Regions from separate parts of the Homo sapiens genome. Here all the other regions are linked to region 3. Evidence: chromatin contacts called from ENCODE Hi-C or POLR2A ChIA-PET data. All regions are on one chromosome and are shown on one strand. The core of a region is the stretch at or near the end of the contact, and the rest is flanking DNA. Distances in the headings are between cores, read along the strand shown.

Evidence for each region. A loop is a pair of places that touch in the nucleus more often than their neighbours do. ChIA-PET counts read pairs that join two places held with the same protein, here RNA polymerase II (POLR2A). Pooled maps may share reads with other maps.
Region 1: a pooled map shows a loop between it and region 3 (4-fold over the local background). The contact joins the enhancer-like site here to the promoter of MACO1 in region 3. A Hi-C loop is called at or near these places in 3 of 37 single-sample maps with no recorded cell type and 5 of 50 pooled maps. POLR2A ChIA-PET finds 5 or more read pairs at or near these places in 3 of 52 experiments (GM10248, activated naive CD4-positive, alpha-beta T cell and naive thymus-derived CD4-positive, alpha-beta T cell).
Region 2: a loop to region 3 is called in a pooled map, with 13 times the contacts of the local background. The contact joins the promoter of RUNX3 here to the promoter of MACO1 in region 3. A Hi-C loop is called at or near these places in 3 of 37 single-sample maps with no recorded cell type and 7 of 50 pooled maps. POLR2A ChIA-PET finds 5 or more read pairs at or near these places in 4 of 52 experiments (CD4-positive, alpha-beta T cell, CD8-positive, alpha-beta memory T cell, GM12878 and 1 more).
Region 4: a pooled map shows a loop between it and region 3 (12-fold over the local background). The contact joins the promoter of AUNIP here to the promoter of MACO1 in region 3. A Hi-C loop is called at or near these places in 3 of 37 single-sample maps with no recorded cell type and 11 of 50 pooled maps. POLR2A ChIA-PET finds 5 or more read pairs at or near these places in 2 of 52 experiments (K562 and activated T-cell).
Region 5: a map with no recorded cell type shows a loop between it and region 3 (5-fold over the local background). The contact joins the promoter of LINC02793 here to the promoter of MACO1 in region 3. A Hi-C loop is called at or near these places in 5 of 37 single-sample maps with no recorded cell type and 10 of 50 pooled maps.

The regions. Positions count from the first base shown.
Region 1 is chr1:24,953,925-24,956,794 of GRCh38, reverse strand. All of the region lies in intron 1 of RUNX3-AS1 (RUNX3 antisense RNA 1), which reads right to left. It also overlaps a transcript of RUNX3 not described here. Among named protein-coding and RNA genes, the nearest start is that of RUNX3-AS1, 25 kb to the right of the region's middle. RefSeq lists enhancers at 1,322-1,371, 1,412-1,561, 1,602-1,781, 823-2,022 and a silencer at 2,519-2,578. Within about 2 kb of position 1,539, at least 5 of the 41 ENCODE cell types and tissues checked have a DNase peak (open chromatin) inside an H3K27ac peak, as active enhancers do.
Region 2 is chr1:24,928,891-24,931,746 of GRCh38, reverse strand. RUNX3 (RUNX family transcription factor 3) reads left to right here and starts at 1,471. Exons shown (of 5, transcript NM_004350.3): 1 at 1,471-2,160. The coding sequence starts at 1,879. It overlaps RUNX3-AS1 (RUNX3 antisense RNA 1), which reads right to left and starts at 1,290. Exons shown (of 4, transcript NR_183341.1): 1 at 1-1,290. RefSeq lists enhancers at 1-357, 1,797-2,530, 2,703-2,856, 2,531-2,856 and silencers at 1,123-1,592, 1,793-2,232.
Region 3 is chr1:25,429,373-25,432,247 of GRCh38, reverse strand. MACO1 (macoilin 1) reads right to left here and starts at 1,351. Exons shown (of 11, transcript NM_018202.6): 1 at 1,070-1,351. The coding sequence starts at 1,149. It also overlaps a transcript of RHCE not described here. RefSeq lists silencers at 836-1,495, 1,886-2,325.
Region 4 is chr1:25,858,199-25,860,898 of GRCh38, reverse strand. It overlaps AUNIP (aurora kinase A and ninein interacting protein), which reads left to right and starts at 1,442. Exons shown (of 3, transcript NM_024037.3): 1 at 1,442-1,619. The coding sequence starts at 1,542. RefSeq lists silencers at 625-684, 1,285-1,544 and enhancers at 536-1,161, 1,035-1,264, 1,162-1,787.
Region 5 is chr1:25,039,875-25,042,574 of GRCh38, reverse strand. It overlaps LINC02793 (long intergenic non-protein coding RNA 2793), which reads right to left and starts at 1,408. Exons shown (of 3, transcript XR_947090.3): 1 at 1,197-1,408.

The DNA.
Region 1 (2,870 bases), core at 290-2,789, 480 kb after region 3:
CATTTTGGTCATGCCCCTATTCCCAAACCCAACTTGCCTGGGCACCAGGGCTGAGGACCAGCACCTGTGGCTTGGCCTCCAGTGCTCCTTCCTCAAGCCTGAGTTCTGTCCCACCCCACCTCCGTGGGGTAAGCAGGGGCAGGAGGGGAGGCCTGCTGACGTACCTCCCCCAGCTCTTCGCACCCCTGTGTCTCGGGAAGAGGTGCTAGGTCCAGGGGGGGTGGAGAAAGGACCTCCAAGTCAGAAGTGATAAAGAGCCCATGGAGAGAGCCTGGTGCCCCCACATCTCCTACAGAGCAGCTATATCCCTTCCCAGGGGGAGAGAAAGCCACCTCTGAGAGCAAAGCCACCTCAGAAAAAAGACTAGAGGGAAACACTGAAAAGTCCATAGTAGTTAATACTGTGTGGTCCGCCATGATGGCAGGTAACCTTTATTTTATATTCTTTTGATTATTGTGTATTTTCCAAACTTTTAATACTTGTAAATTTAAGGGAAAACAATTTTTGTTTTCAGAGAAAGAAAGAGGAAGAGGCAGTCCCACCCTCCCAGGAACAGGCAAGCTGGGGCTCCCATCAGCCTGAGCTCCAGCCTGGGAACGGCCTGCTCCCACCCAGGCAAGGCCCTGCTGGCCACCCTGCTCTCTGTTCTTCTTCCCAAATCACTGTGTCTGTCACCTGCCTCCTTGGCTCTGCCCTGTCGGGCTGTGGAGCAAGGGTCTGCCCCGGGCTGCGCAGAGCCATGCATACAGTAGGTGCTCAGGAAATGCTTGTGACCTGAGGTGTGGTCCCAATCTGCAGACAGTTTCCCTGGAGAGGTGGGCCTACGTCCCCAGCGGACTTAGGATGTGAGGTGGGCGAATTGGTTGCTGCTGATTCATTCAATGAACATTTATTGAGCATCTACTGCATGCAAGCACTGTTCTGGGCACTGGAGATGCAGAAGTGAACACAATGGACAAAGATGCCTTCTCCCTGGGGCGCCACATTCCTGTGATGTGTGGAGAGAGACTGCCTCAGGAACCACCCTCCCCCCCAGTGTTTTTCAGTGTCCCAGCTTTCCATTTATAGATGGGGAAACTGACACTCAGAGAGGAGGCAGTCCTTGCCTGAACCCCGACAGCCAGGGAGTTGCAGATGCTGTTCTAAGCTCCAGAGCCTCGAGATTCAGCCCAGACCTTAGCCTACCAAGCCCTACTAAGGTAGGCTCTCTCCTCTGGCCACCCACACCCCTCTGGCTTAGGTCCTTCCTACCTATGCAGAATCTTGGCCTCCTGGCACTTCCATAAATGCTCTGGATTCCCCATTAAATCCTCATCACAGCTCCGTGTGCTGGGCATCACCACCTCCATTGTGGAGATGAAAACAGACTCAGGCAGATGGTGGGACTTGCTGCAACTAATGTTTAAGAAGAGGAAAGAGGACCTTGAGTCATCCTGTGGTCTGTCTGACATCAAACCAGCCCGTCAAACTCTCCCTTCTGCCCGGAAGATATCTTCTCTTCCTTGGCCTGAGGGCACCACCTCCATGGAGCCCTCCCCGATACCTCTAAGCGAGGTGATTCATATCCTCCTCTATGCAACCACAGCATCTTCAGGCCCTTCTCAAATACTTCCTGAAGTCTTTCTAGAAAGGGTGGAATCTGAGATGGGTCTAGAAAGGGCAGATCTGGGGAGGAAGGAACCTTGCTGGTACAAGCAGAGTGAACAGCATGGGCAAAGGTATGGAAGAAGGATCACACAAAAGGATTACATGGAGATGGAAGGTTTATGGGTCCTGTGGAGGGCTTGAGGGAGAGGAGACTGAGGAAGAAGGTGGGCCAGGCCTGGGGTTGGTCATGGCTTCAGGACACAGGGCTCCAGGACTGAACCAAGCTGGGCCGTGATGTGGGGCAAAGCATCCCATGATGCACAGGGCGGTTCTCTGAAATAGGCCAGTGTAGACATGGCCTTGAGGGTAGGTACGTGTGTGAACAGAGACCACAGGGGCCTCCCGCACCCACTCACGAGCCCTGTTTTTATCAGTCTCTAGACACACACCTGAGCAGCCGAAGCACACTTGCTCTGAGGCACGTAGAGGGCTCCGTGGATGGCCACGTCCGTGGTTGGACAAGGACAAGGGCGAAGGCTTAGAGCAGCTGAAGGGAAACCTGTCCTGGGGAGAATCCCAGGGCTAGTGACGGCGGCATGATTTTCAGGGCACAGTGCAAAATGAAAATACAGGATCCCTTGTTCAAAAATCAGTAAGAATTTCAGGACAGCGACCACAGAACACGAAACCAAGCATGAGGCCCTTCTAAGCAAGGGACCCTGTGCAACTGCCCAGGCCTGAAAATAAGCCTCTGTCTGCCTTTCCTTCCTTCCCTGGACTTGTGTGGGCTTCCATTCTTTATGAATCCACAGTGTTAAAATAATAATAAGTGAAGCCTTGGGTGAGAGCATAGCTTGAAGATTTTAGAACCAGTAAGAACATTAGGGAAAACATGACTCCAACCAACGTCCCCACCCTGTCTGCATTTTACGTTGTAGAACACCTGAAGGATCTAAGAAATTTAAAAATAAGCTCGGTAATCTCAACACCCAGAAAAAACCACTATCATTCGGTGTGTTTCCTTCCAGTCTATTTTTACCCCATGTCTTGTTTTTGCCTCTGTGGGTCTCTTTCCTCCATGTGTGAGGCCATGCAGATATGTCTGAGAACCTCAACAAGAATATCAATAGGCTGGGGCATGGCGGCTCCCGCCTGTAATCCCAACACTTTGGGAGGCTGAGGCAGGAGGATAACTTGAGCTCAAGAGGTGAAGGCTGCAGTGAACTATGATCGTGCCACTGCACTCTAGCTTGGGCGACAGAGCAAGACCTGGTCTCCAAAAA
Region 2 (2,856 bases), core at 222-2,721, 500 kb after region 3:
CGCCCCTGGAGCGCACGCGGGGCTTGATTTCGTTTGGCAACGACGAAATGGCGCGCGCTGAGCAGGGGTCAGATCCATGATGAGATCTTGCGGCCACCGTCGGATCCTAAGCTTCTTTGCTTCCGAGGCTTGGAATTCATTGTTTTGCACCTGTCGAGAGCCGGAGGCAACGAAAATCTAGCCCCGTCTCCAAAGCGGCGGGGAGGCTCAGCACGCGTTCGTTCCCCAGAGTCTAGGGAGGTGTCTGGGGCGATAATTCGGAATGATTGTGGCTTGATCTTTCCCGTTGCCCTCCCAACTGTAGCCGGCCCCTAGGTCTGCTCGACAGACTTAGGAGGCGGGAGAGGAAGGGGTGATTTGCAGTGAAGCCCAGGAGAGGTTGGGCCACGCGGCTGGGAGTGGGAGCGGGGACCCGGAGCCGGGCGGGCAGGCAGTGCCTTGGCGAAGCTGTCCGCGGTCCCTGCGGCGCAGCCGGAGCGCACGGGCCCAAGAAGAAGTGGGGTTGGACCCGCAGAGGCCACTTTCCACCCGCATGGAGAAAGAAAATTCTCTCCTCTGAAAGCGAGGGCCCTTAGCTTTGCAGCCACTGCTGTTTTTCTTTTGCCACCGACGCGCGTACCGTTTCACGATGCAGGACCGTGGTTACATGCGTAAAGGAAAAAAAGAAAAACGCATTTTGCAGGCCTCGTCGTGTTTTTCAAAGAGCCACAGGCCGCCACAACGAAGAACGACGCCGCGAGGCCTGCAAGATCCTGAAACTTGTTTTGAGGGGAGAGCAGAGAGGAAAGGGGTTGTTGGCCCCAGGCTACTTAGGGTCCCTAGGAGACTCCCTTCCGCCTGTCCCCGGTTTGGCACAGGGGCCACCGAGGCTGGGACCAAAGCCGCGCAGGGCTGGGAGCAGCAAAGGCCGCCGGCCGGGCGTGGACGACGCGCAAAATCCCGTGTGGGGTGGAGGCTCTTGGGTCAGAATAATGTGCGGGACGAGGGAGGTGAGTAACCTCTTTGGGGCGGCTCCCAGTGCGGCGTCACCGGCCCTGAGACCCCGCGGCCCCCAGCCCGGGGTTGCAGAAGTCACAGGCCCGAAGCAGCAAGAGCTGGGGAAGCCCGGCCGCGGCCAGCGGGGAGGAGGAGCGAAGGGGTTGCGCCCCAGCGTCAGGGAGCTACGACCCGAGAGAGGGCGGCAAGGGCGCCTTCCGTGGGACCCGGACGTTCTAAGCAAATTTCTAGCATTTGCCCCGGGCTCCCAGAGCTCTCGGGGGCCCTGGGCTGTGGCACTGGGGCCTCCTCCGCGGGGTGGCGCCTTCCGCCCCTCCCCGTTGGGCGGCCTCCGGCAGGCCCCGTTCCTCCCCGCGAACGCCACCGAGGTGCCCGCGATGGGGGCTCCGCCGATTGGCTGTGCGACGCGTCGCTCCGCCAGCCCCGCCCCGCGGGCCCCGGGGGTACTAACCCCGCGCGGGCGGCCGCGGCCCCGCCACTTGATTCTGGAGGATTTGTTCTGGGGCTGCGGCCGCGGAGTCGGGGCGGCCGCGGGCGAGCTTCGGGGCGGGAGGCGGCGGCAGCGGCACAGCCCCGCGCGGGCCCCGCCGCGGCCCAGGCAGCCGGGACAGCCACGAGGGGCGGCCGCACGCGGGGCCGCGCGCCGAGGATGCGGGACTAGCCGGGCAGGCTGCGGGCGGCCGTCGGGCCAGCGAGGCCTCGCAGCGGGCGGGCCCTGGCGAGTAGTGGCCGGGCGCCGCCCCCTGCGCCCTGAGGCCCGGGCCCCGCCGCTTCTGCTTTCCCGCTTCTCGCGGCAGCGGCGGCCGAGGAGGCGCCCGCGCCGGCCGCCCCCGGGGGAAGCCGCGCCGTCTCCGCCTGCCCGGCGCCCTGACGGCCGCTGTTATGCGTATTCCCGTAGACCCAAGCACCAGCCGCCGCTTCACACCTCCCTCCCCGGCCTTCCCCTGCGGCGGCGGCGGCGGCAAGATGGGCGAGAACAGCGGCGCGCTGAGCGCGCAGGCGGCCGTGGGGCCCGGAGGGCGCGCCCGGCCCGAGGTGCGCTCGATGGTGGACGTGCTGGCGGACCACGCAGGCGAGCTCGTGCGCACCGACAGCCCCAACTTCCTCTGCTCCGTGCTGCCCTCGCACTGGCGCTGCAACAAGACGCTGCCCGTCGCCTTCAAGGTGAGTGCGGGACCCGGGGCGGGAGGGCGCCGGCCCTGGGGCTCCGGGCGTCTGAGCTGCGGGAGCCAGAGCCTCGGGAGCAGTGGGGATGGGAGGTGCCCGAGACGCCGCGGCGACACCCGGGCACCCGGTTCAGTCTGGCTGCGCGCTCGGCTCCGGGACCTCGGCGTTCCGTTTTGGATGCGCCCTGCAGGAATGACTTTTAACGGGGTTGCCCCGCTCCACCTGGGTTTTGGGGCGCCTTGCGTAGAGACGTTGGTGCGGAAATGGGCGGATGGGGTTTTGCGCCCCCCTAACCCGGATCGCTCAGATACAGCCCTGCGGGTAACGGAGAAGAGGATCCCGGGACAGGGGCAAGGACACCGCGGGTGGGGTGCGAACGGTGAAAGGGCCTACCCTCCGCCTCCAGCACCCCTCCTCCCGCGCCGCTTCGCAAAAGCTTCCTGCTCACACCCTCGGGCTTCCGAAATTTTACCGGACGGCGCTAGGCCGGGATCGGGGCACTGCTCTCCAGACGTTTGCTCGGGGATATTATGCGTCCCGAATGGCGAGTTGAGATTGGGGGACCCCTAACCCTGGCAGCCCCCAGCCATTTAGAGGACCTTTTTCTTTATGCCAGGGAGTAGGCGACTGTTTCATTTTCATTTTTTTAAGGGGGCAGCGAGATGAAACGAAAACGCCTCGGTTTTCCCCTAA
Region 3 (2,875 bases), core at 102-2,601:
GTGTCATCAGCTACCTCACATATTTCTTGAAATCCCACAGCTAGAGAAGCTAATTGTAAAACACCATGAGGACTCAATTAAGCCTACATCCACATGCTGAGAATTCTTCTTTGTAAACTAATTACTTCTCCACCGAAATCTGTATCAAGGCAAATACCATTTACAAGTAACATTCTGAGAAGAACCAGAAAATAACAGTCGTACACAAATCGACTTGGGGAAGCTATGATAGTAAGTTGCCCCATGAACCTGTTGTCTTTCTCTACCGGTGGACTGAATTCAATTTCTATTTAAAGGGACACTGCTTTTCTTGCGGATGAAAAAAAAAAAAAAGAGTTTGGAGAAAATCCCTTTTTAAAAACGTTCAAAGCAAGCTATCTGCTTGGAATTGTCAAAACAATATTTGCTGAAAAACTGGTCATCAGACCCTTCCGAATCTGGAGCAGGGCCACAGGGCATGATTTGGGGGTATCAGCTTCAGCCCTGGGTGCCAAGTTTGAGATCCCATATGGGAAGCAGAAGGTGAAAGAAGTGACAGCATGGCCCCAGGCCAGTATGCTGGCAGCTTGGGGGAACGAGGGGCCACAGTGGGCTCTCAACTTTGTCAGCCTCCCCCACCCCCCCGCGCTGTGGTCCACGCGCCTCCTGGCTCCGGCCGGCAAGCCCCCAGGCCACCGGGGGGCTCGGGGGCCAGCGGCGGCCAGTCAGAGGTCCCGGAAGCGGCCCTCCCGGCCCAGCGGCATGGCCGGGATGCTGAGGAACGCCGGGCTGGTTGGGGGCTCTCCGCCCCTCCCCCCGGCGGGCCCGGCGCTTCCAACGGCGGCGCGGCGGCTCCCTCAGCCAGCGCCCGCCGCGCCCTGCCCGCCCGGCCGGGCCGACCCTCGCCACGCCCCGCGCACCCGGGGCGGACCCCGGCGGGCGGGCCAGCGGCTCCGGGGCCAGCGCTCCTTAGGAGAGCCCCCGGCGCGGGCGTGCGGCCTACTCGGGGTTACATAACGGGGCCAGGCCCCTCGGAGCTGGAGGGGGACCGCAGGGCCCGCGCCCGCGGAGTGGGGGTGCAGCCGCTCACCTGCCGTAAATGCCCTCGGTGATCCGGTTCCGCTTTAGGGGGCGGCGGAGCTTACTGCAGTCGGCGTTCCGCCGCTTCATCCTCCCGCTGGGGGGCCGGGTGCCCGCGCCGCCGCCGCCGTCTCTCACCTCAGCTGCCGCCGCCGCTGGCCCGCCCCGCGTCGGGCCTGGACTCTACCCCTGAGGCCGGTCACACAGACATGGAGCCAGCACCCGGGGGGAGGGGGTAGCACGGGGAGGGGGGGCTCGGAGCCTCCTCCGCCTTCGGAAACAAAGAAATGACAATTCCGGGGCCCGCCCGCCCAGCACCAGCCAGCCGCCTGCCCCGCCTCCTCGGCTCCGACGGACGGCCCGGGAGGCCAATAGAAGCCACCGGTAAACCGCTGTCGGCCAATCCCAGGGCCCGCTGAGGCAAAACTGACTCTAGAACCCGCCCCTTTGAAGGACGGAAGAATGCGCCAATCATTATAGTGTCTGGGTCCCCGGCTGAGCCTATCAGAAAAGATTTAAATAGAGGCTTATAAATAGGCCCTATAAATATAACATCCTATATTACGCCTTGTTGCGAAGGTATGCTTTATTATTATTGGGTTGCGTTTCATTGTATTGTAATCCCTACTAGAGCATACCGTACGGCATGGCATTGTAGGCTCTCGTCTAGCAATGTATGAAATCGGAAGGCCCGGGTTTGCGGCATGTGCGGTGTCTGCGCTGACGTGCGCTTCAGCCAGTCGCGTCATTATGTAAGGGAGCATCCCAGGAACAGCGCCGGGGACCCTTCTGCGGATGCTGGAGAGCTCGGCCAGGCCGACCGCGTCAGCGCGCACCGGGGGTACGAATGACAAAGCAAACCCCACACGCACACAGACACACACCCTGCCAGCTTCCCGCGACGTGGTGACAGCGCGCCGGCCAATCGGAGGTGGCGGCCCCGCCCCGGGTTACGCCACGGGGCGGAGCCGTGGGGGCGCGCGACGTAGCGCAGAGATGCCCGGGGCGTGTGCGGCGGTGCGGCCCGGGCTCCACGTCCACAGGCTGGGCAGCGCTGTGGGCCCCGCGGGCGCCGAGTCCGCAGGACCCGCGAGGGCACTACCGCGAAGCATCGGCCTCCGGGCCGGGCCGGGCCGGACCGGGAGCCTGCTCGGCGGGTCCGGGCTCCTGCAAGGCGGGGACGCGGGGCCGGCGACCCTTCACGCTTCGTACTCATTGAGCGCCGATTTTATGCCAGGCACCGTGCTGGGTAATTTGCGTGTATTTGCTCATTTACTCCTTATAACTCCCCTGCCACGTACGTATGGCAAAGTAACACTTAGAAAAGTCCGCATGGTGTTTTTTTTTAAGAGAAATAAAAAGAATGTTTATCATTAGAGAAAACTGGGGAAAATGTAGGAAAGTGGCCGAAAAGGAAAAAACACCAATGAGTCTCATCACATTAACACAAATACAGTTGACATTTTATTGTATTTGCTTGTTTTCCAATTTTCCCCTATGGATGATAATGTTACTATTGCTATTAAATAGAATAGTGGTCATACTAGAATAGTAGTCATACTAGAATAGTAGTCATACTGTTTTTAACATAAGCATTTTTACATGTTTTAATGCAGCTTTTATAAATATTTCTGAAAATATTGCAGAATGTCCTATCCAGTAGCTTTATCAGTGTAATCCCTCAACGACAATGGGGCAGTTAGTCTTCCAGTGCATTTTTAAAACTTCCCAGGAAGGGCTGGGCGCGGTGGCTCACGCCTGTAATCCCAGCACTTTGGGAGGCCGAGGCGGGTAGATCACGAGGTCAGGAGATCGG
Region 4 (2,700 bases), core at 193-2,692, 430 kb before region 3:
TAAAATATGTGTATATAAATAAATATTTTGATATAGGCCAGGCATGGTGACTCACGCTTGTAATCCCAGCACTTTGGGAGGCTGAGGCAGGCATATCACCTGAGGGCAGGAAGTTGAGACCAGTCTGGCCAACATGGCGAAAACCCATCTCTACTAAAAATACAAAAATTAGCCAGGCGTGGTGGCACACACCTGTAGTCCCAGCTACTTGGGAGGCTGAGGTGGCAGGATCGCTTGAGCCCAAGAGGTTGAGGCTGCAGTGAGCTGAGACTGTGCCACTGTACCCGAGCCTGGGTGACAAAGCGAGATGGCTCTGTCCACCATGAAGACAGGCTCTGGCTGCAGAGATGGTTGAGGTTCCTGGCTGACCTGCTGCAGACTGGGCAAGAGGTGGCTGAGCTTCTATCCTCCCTCCACCAAAAAAAAAAAATTACAAAATTTTTGGCCGGGCGCGGTGGCTCATGCCTGTAATCCCAGCACTTTGGGAGGCTGAGGCAGGCGTATCACGAGGTCAGGAGTTCGAGACCAGCCTGGCCAATGGTGAAACCCCGTCTCTACTAAAAATACAAAAATTAGCTGGGTGTGGTGGCGTGCGCCTGTACTTCCAGCTACTAGGGAGGCTGAGACAGAAGAACCGCTTGAACCCAGGAGGCGGGGCTGCAGTGAGCCGAGATAGCGCCACTGCACTCCAGCCTGGGCGACAGTGAGACTCCGTCTCAAAAAAAAATTTTTTTTACATATACAATATGTAAACATTACGTATAATGTACATATATTCCATCTATGGAGATTGTGGTTAGGGACGGAAGGATGGGTGGGGGTGCCAACATTTTTGCATTTCCAAGGGGTTTTCTGAATTCACAAAGTACTTTCACAACCTCATTTGATCCTCTTTAAAATCCAAGGCACAGTAAACGGTGAAAGCAGGACTGAAATCTAGTTCCTGACCCCAAATTTTAACCTCTTCAAAATCCTCTCCCATGTGGCTTCGTAGTTACGCTTACATTAAAAAAAAAAAATTACCAAAGTTGTTCGCACACTCGAGTGTCTGGTAACCACTTAGGTCGAGGACCCCTGGTCTGGAGTCGACGGGCCTGATCTCGGCTCAGCCACTTCCTTCTGGGGGTGATCGCGAAGATTCAGCGATGACACGAACAAATTCCTAAGCCCGGGAAATACTGTAAGAAATTTTCAATACAGCAAAAAGAAAATGTACATTTCTGAGGCTGTCGAGAACCGTTCACACAGCAGCTTCCGAATCCGCTCTTGAAAGAGCGGATCAGAAAGAACACGCACTCCTCCGCGCAGGGAAATATGCCGCACGCACTCAAGGGACCGGCCGCGAAAGTTAGTGCGTGGGCGGGGCACAGCGAAGGGGGCCAGGGCCTTGCCGGGGCGGGGCTGGCGCCCGGGGCGGTCGCGACGTAGCCCCGCCCCCAGCGTTGGCGCGAGATCCGAACGTCGGCGGCCGCGGTTCTGGCGTTCCCTGAGGCGCCGGGAGCCTGCGCCGGCGTCCTGCCGGCTTCGTCTCCTCAGCGGCCATGAGGCGGACAGGCCCCGAGGAGGAGGCCTGCGGCGTGTGGCTGGACGCGGCGGCGCTGAAGAGGCGGAAAGTGCAGGTGGGACGCTGGGGGATGAGAGGGCGTTGGGAACCAGGTAGGGCCTGGAGGCGTAAGACGGGAGGAGTTTGGGGGACACCTGGAGATGATGAAAGCGAAGTCGGGGACAGAGAAGGGAACAGCGTTGGGGATTCACAGGCGAGAGGGATTGTGGTCTGAAGAAGGTTGAAAAACGGGGCTTGGGGAGGATGGGAGGGACGGAAGGAAAGAGCGTGCTGTTGGGGGGTCTGGAGGAGCGGTGCGCAGGGAGGGGCGGCGAAGGTTCAGGTGTGGGAGAGGCGGAGGGAAAGTTCGCTCGGAGCAGTTGAACTGACCAGGCTCCCTAGGAGGCCACAGTCCCTGCGAGACGTCCTAGTAGAGGCTGGAGCATTGGGAGATGGATGCGAATGCAAATTGGGGAAATTCTCACCCCGGGGTCTGTTTCCACCCAATTTGCCAAGTTGCAGGCCAACTACCTGCCCAGAACCGGTAACTTTGAGGGGAAAAGTAGAAGCTATGGGAAGGGGAGCTGGCCTCCTATGTACTGAGCAGTCACTGGGTGCCGGATACTGCATTAGATACTGAATATGCGTTATATGTGTCGTCATTCTTGCTGGGAATGAGGAAACTGAGGTTCAGTAACTAACCTAGGCCCGCCTAACTAGAAGGAGCTGGAAATCACATTCAGGTCTGTCACCTAGGCAAGATGCTCTTCAGTCACTGTAAAGAAACAAAAGTGCGACATAATAATCATTCATGTTTATTGAGCATTTTATGCTGGTGCTAAGTGTTTTAGGTATGTTACCTTGTTTGGTACAATTCTATATGGTAGATAGTGTAATGATACCCATTTTACATACGGAAAACAGGCTCAAAACAGACACTAGGGGCAAGATTCTTGCTCTCAGGTTGCTCACAGTCTTATAGGGAAGAAAAGAGGTGTATAAATAATAACAACAATACCTAACCTTTATTGAGTGCTTTCTATGTGTCAGGCATTTTGCCGAGACTTTATACACTTTATCAATGGCAGGTACTCACCAAAATTCAGTAAAGTAGATTTTGTCATTATCCTGGTTTTATAGATAAGAAATTTGATCAT
Region 5 (2,700 bases), core at 159-2,658, 390 kb after region 3:
CTTGTTGGAACCTGCCTGCAGGAACTACACGCTCTGCTAGGAGCTGAACACTCATCGAGACACTCTGGCTGCAGAAAGGAGCTACCCATGGCAGGTCTCCTCTGAGCTGCGCTATTGCTCAGTAAAGCTCCTCTTCCTTTTGCTCACCCTCCACTTGTCTGCATACTTCATTATTCTGGATTGCAGGACAAGAACTCAGGACCTGATGAATGGCAAGGCTAAAGAGCTGTAACACAAACAGGGCTGAGATATGTCCCTTGCTCGCCATGCCACAGGCAAAGAGGAGAGAGGAGCTGCAGCCCTTCAGGGAGCTCAGGCCTGGGTGCTCCCTGAGCCAGACCTATGACTCCCTCCTTGGGTCCCTGTGGTTCCTGGCATCTCCAAGCTTCCAGGTGCCACTATGTTCCCAGTGCCAGCTGTGGATGCTGCTTGCAATGCACCTGGTCCAACCACAGACTCACAGAAAGCTGGCACTGGTGCTGGCACCTGGAGCTGCCTGCCCCACTGCAGCAGCCACACAGAGGTTTCCGGCCAGAAAAGTGACACCCCAAAGATCCCGTAGCACTAATACACCAACTCAAATTTGAAGAAGAATATTAAGAAAGCCTTGTCTTTTTAGAGACGATGGCTTATTATAAAGTGTAGTGATTCAAGGAGGATGTTCAAAAAATGGAAGAGAGAACCTCTGAACGCACCCACTTATAAATGGGCACTTCGAACGTGGAAGACGTCAGCATTTACAGAGCAACCTATTTAATAAAGAAATGGTGCTAGGCTAACTGGCTCTTCACACAGAAGAGATAAAATGCTATTCCTACCTCACACCAAACATAACGTACATTTCAGATGACCCAAAGCCCTGAATGGGAAAGAGCAAAATTTAAAATTTTTAGAAGAAAGTAATTATTCATGACATTGGGGGTACAGAAGTCTTAAAACAAAAACAAAAACAAACTAGATACAAAATTGAAATAATAAAATAAAAAATTAATAGTTAAGACTACATCTGTATTGAGCATATACTATGTATCAAGCATGATCTGCTCCACACTGCCACCAGAGCCACACATCTGACCACACCTGTGCCTGATTGAAGCCTTCTGAGCAGGGTGGTGCCCAGCCCACCAGGGGCAATGCAGGCCTACTTCTAGAGCAAAGGTTCCCACCCTCTCCTGAAGGCATCACACCCCACACACCTTCATTGCTTTCCGGCATTCCTTAAATACAACACCCTCTTTCGTGTCTCTAAGCCTTTGCACCTGCTCTTCCTTCTGCCTGGAGTGCATTCTCTTATTCACCACCTGGACAACTCCAGTGCATCCTTAAACGCCCAGCTCAGGTATCATGTCCCCAGGAAAGCATGCTGGCTTGCTGCGGGACTACTGCCTGCAGGACAACAGGCAATGTTGCAGTTCTCTCATCTCCACAAGCACTTACCTGGTGCTGTTCATTATGAAGTCTTTGCTGCTGCTTCCATTATGAGGGAGGTCCCTGGGGGTGAGGTGGGATGATGCATAACGTGATAGTTGAGTGTTGGCTCTGGAGACAGACAGTCCTGGGGAGAAATTCCAGATCTGCCATATTCTTGACAATGACCTTAAGCTTTCTGAGCATTTGTTTCTGTAGAGTGGGGCAGCAGGCCCACCTCCCAGGGGTGTTGTGAAGGTGAGATGAGATGACATGCGATGTGTTCATACCTGAGTTTGGGCTGATCTGAAAGCAGACCCTGCAACTCACACTAGGATGTGAGTTGCAGGTAGTTCATTTATGATCCCAAGGAGTACCTGTAAGGGGGTGGGGAAGAAACCAGGGAGGAATATGCATTAGCCAGCAAGTTATAGCTGTGGGCAACCGGGGCTCCATCCCACTGGGGACCCTGGGAAGACAGCGTAGAACACACCTGAGTGACCCCAGCTGAGCGGGGAGGGAGCTGAGTGTGTATTCCTCGGCTCTGTTCCAACATTGCTTGAGGGTCACTCCTAGGTGTGTGCTAACTCCCAGGACTCTGGCTTGCCCCCAACCACTGACCAGAGAACATTGTTGTGGGGCAGGGGGAGTTGCAGGTGCTGTGGTTGGAAGCTTTCCCATGGGCATGAGCCACAGGAATAACCAAGGCACGCGGGCGGCACTGCCATCTGCTGCAACCACGCATGCACCTGTGCGCAGTCACCAGAAGTTGCCCATTTGTTTTCTCATTTGTTTCCACAACCATCCTGGGAAAGGCATTCTGCCCATTTACAGATCAGGAGACTGAGGTCCAGAGAGGTTACCTAAGAAGACATTTGTTGAATAAATGAATCAATGAACAAGTGAACGCACAGACCTCTCTGAAGTGGTGAATTAAGTCAATCTGAGAAGATGAGAATCCAAGAGTCCCGATTCCCAGCTGAGGCTTGCATTCTCTCCCCTCATGCCCAGCTATCTCTGCACAGTGCTCTGCCGTCTCGAATCCCTTTCCACTCAGTAATCACTGAGCCAGTGGTGACTCCATGTTCAGGCTCAGGGGGGAAGCCCACTGGTGTAGGAGATTTGAGTTCTGGTCCTGGCTGTGTCTTCATCTGCGCTATGATGTTGGGTATGTCCTGGCCCCACTCTGGGCTCAGTTTTTCCATCTGTTAAATGGGAATGGGTGGATGTTAGATCAGCTAAGTCCCCCAGGCTGTTGGAACAGTGGGGAGGCTTTGGGTTGGGTTGCCCAGA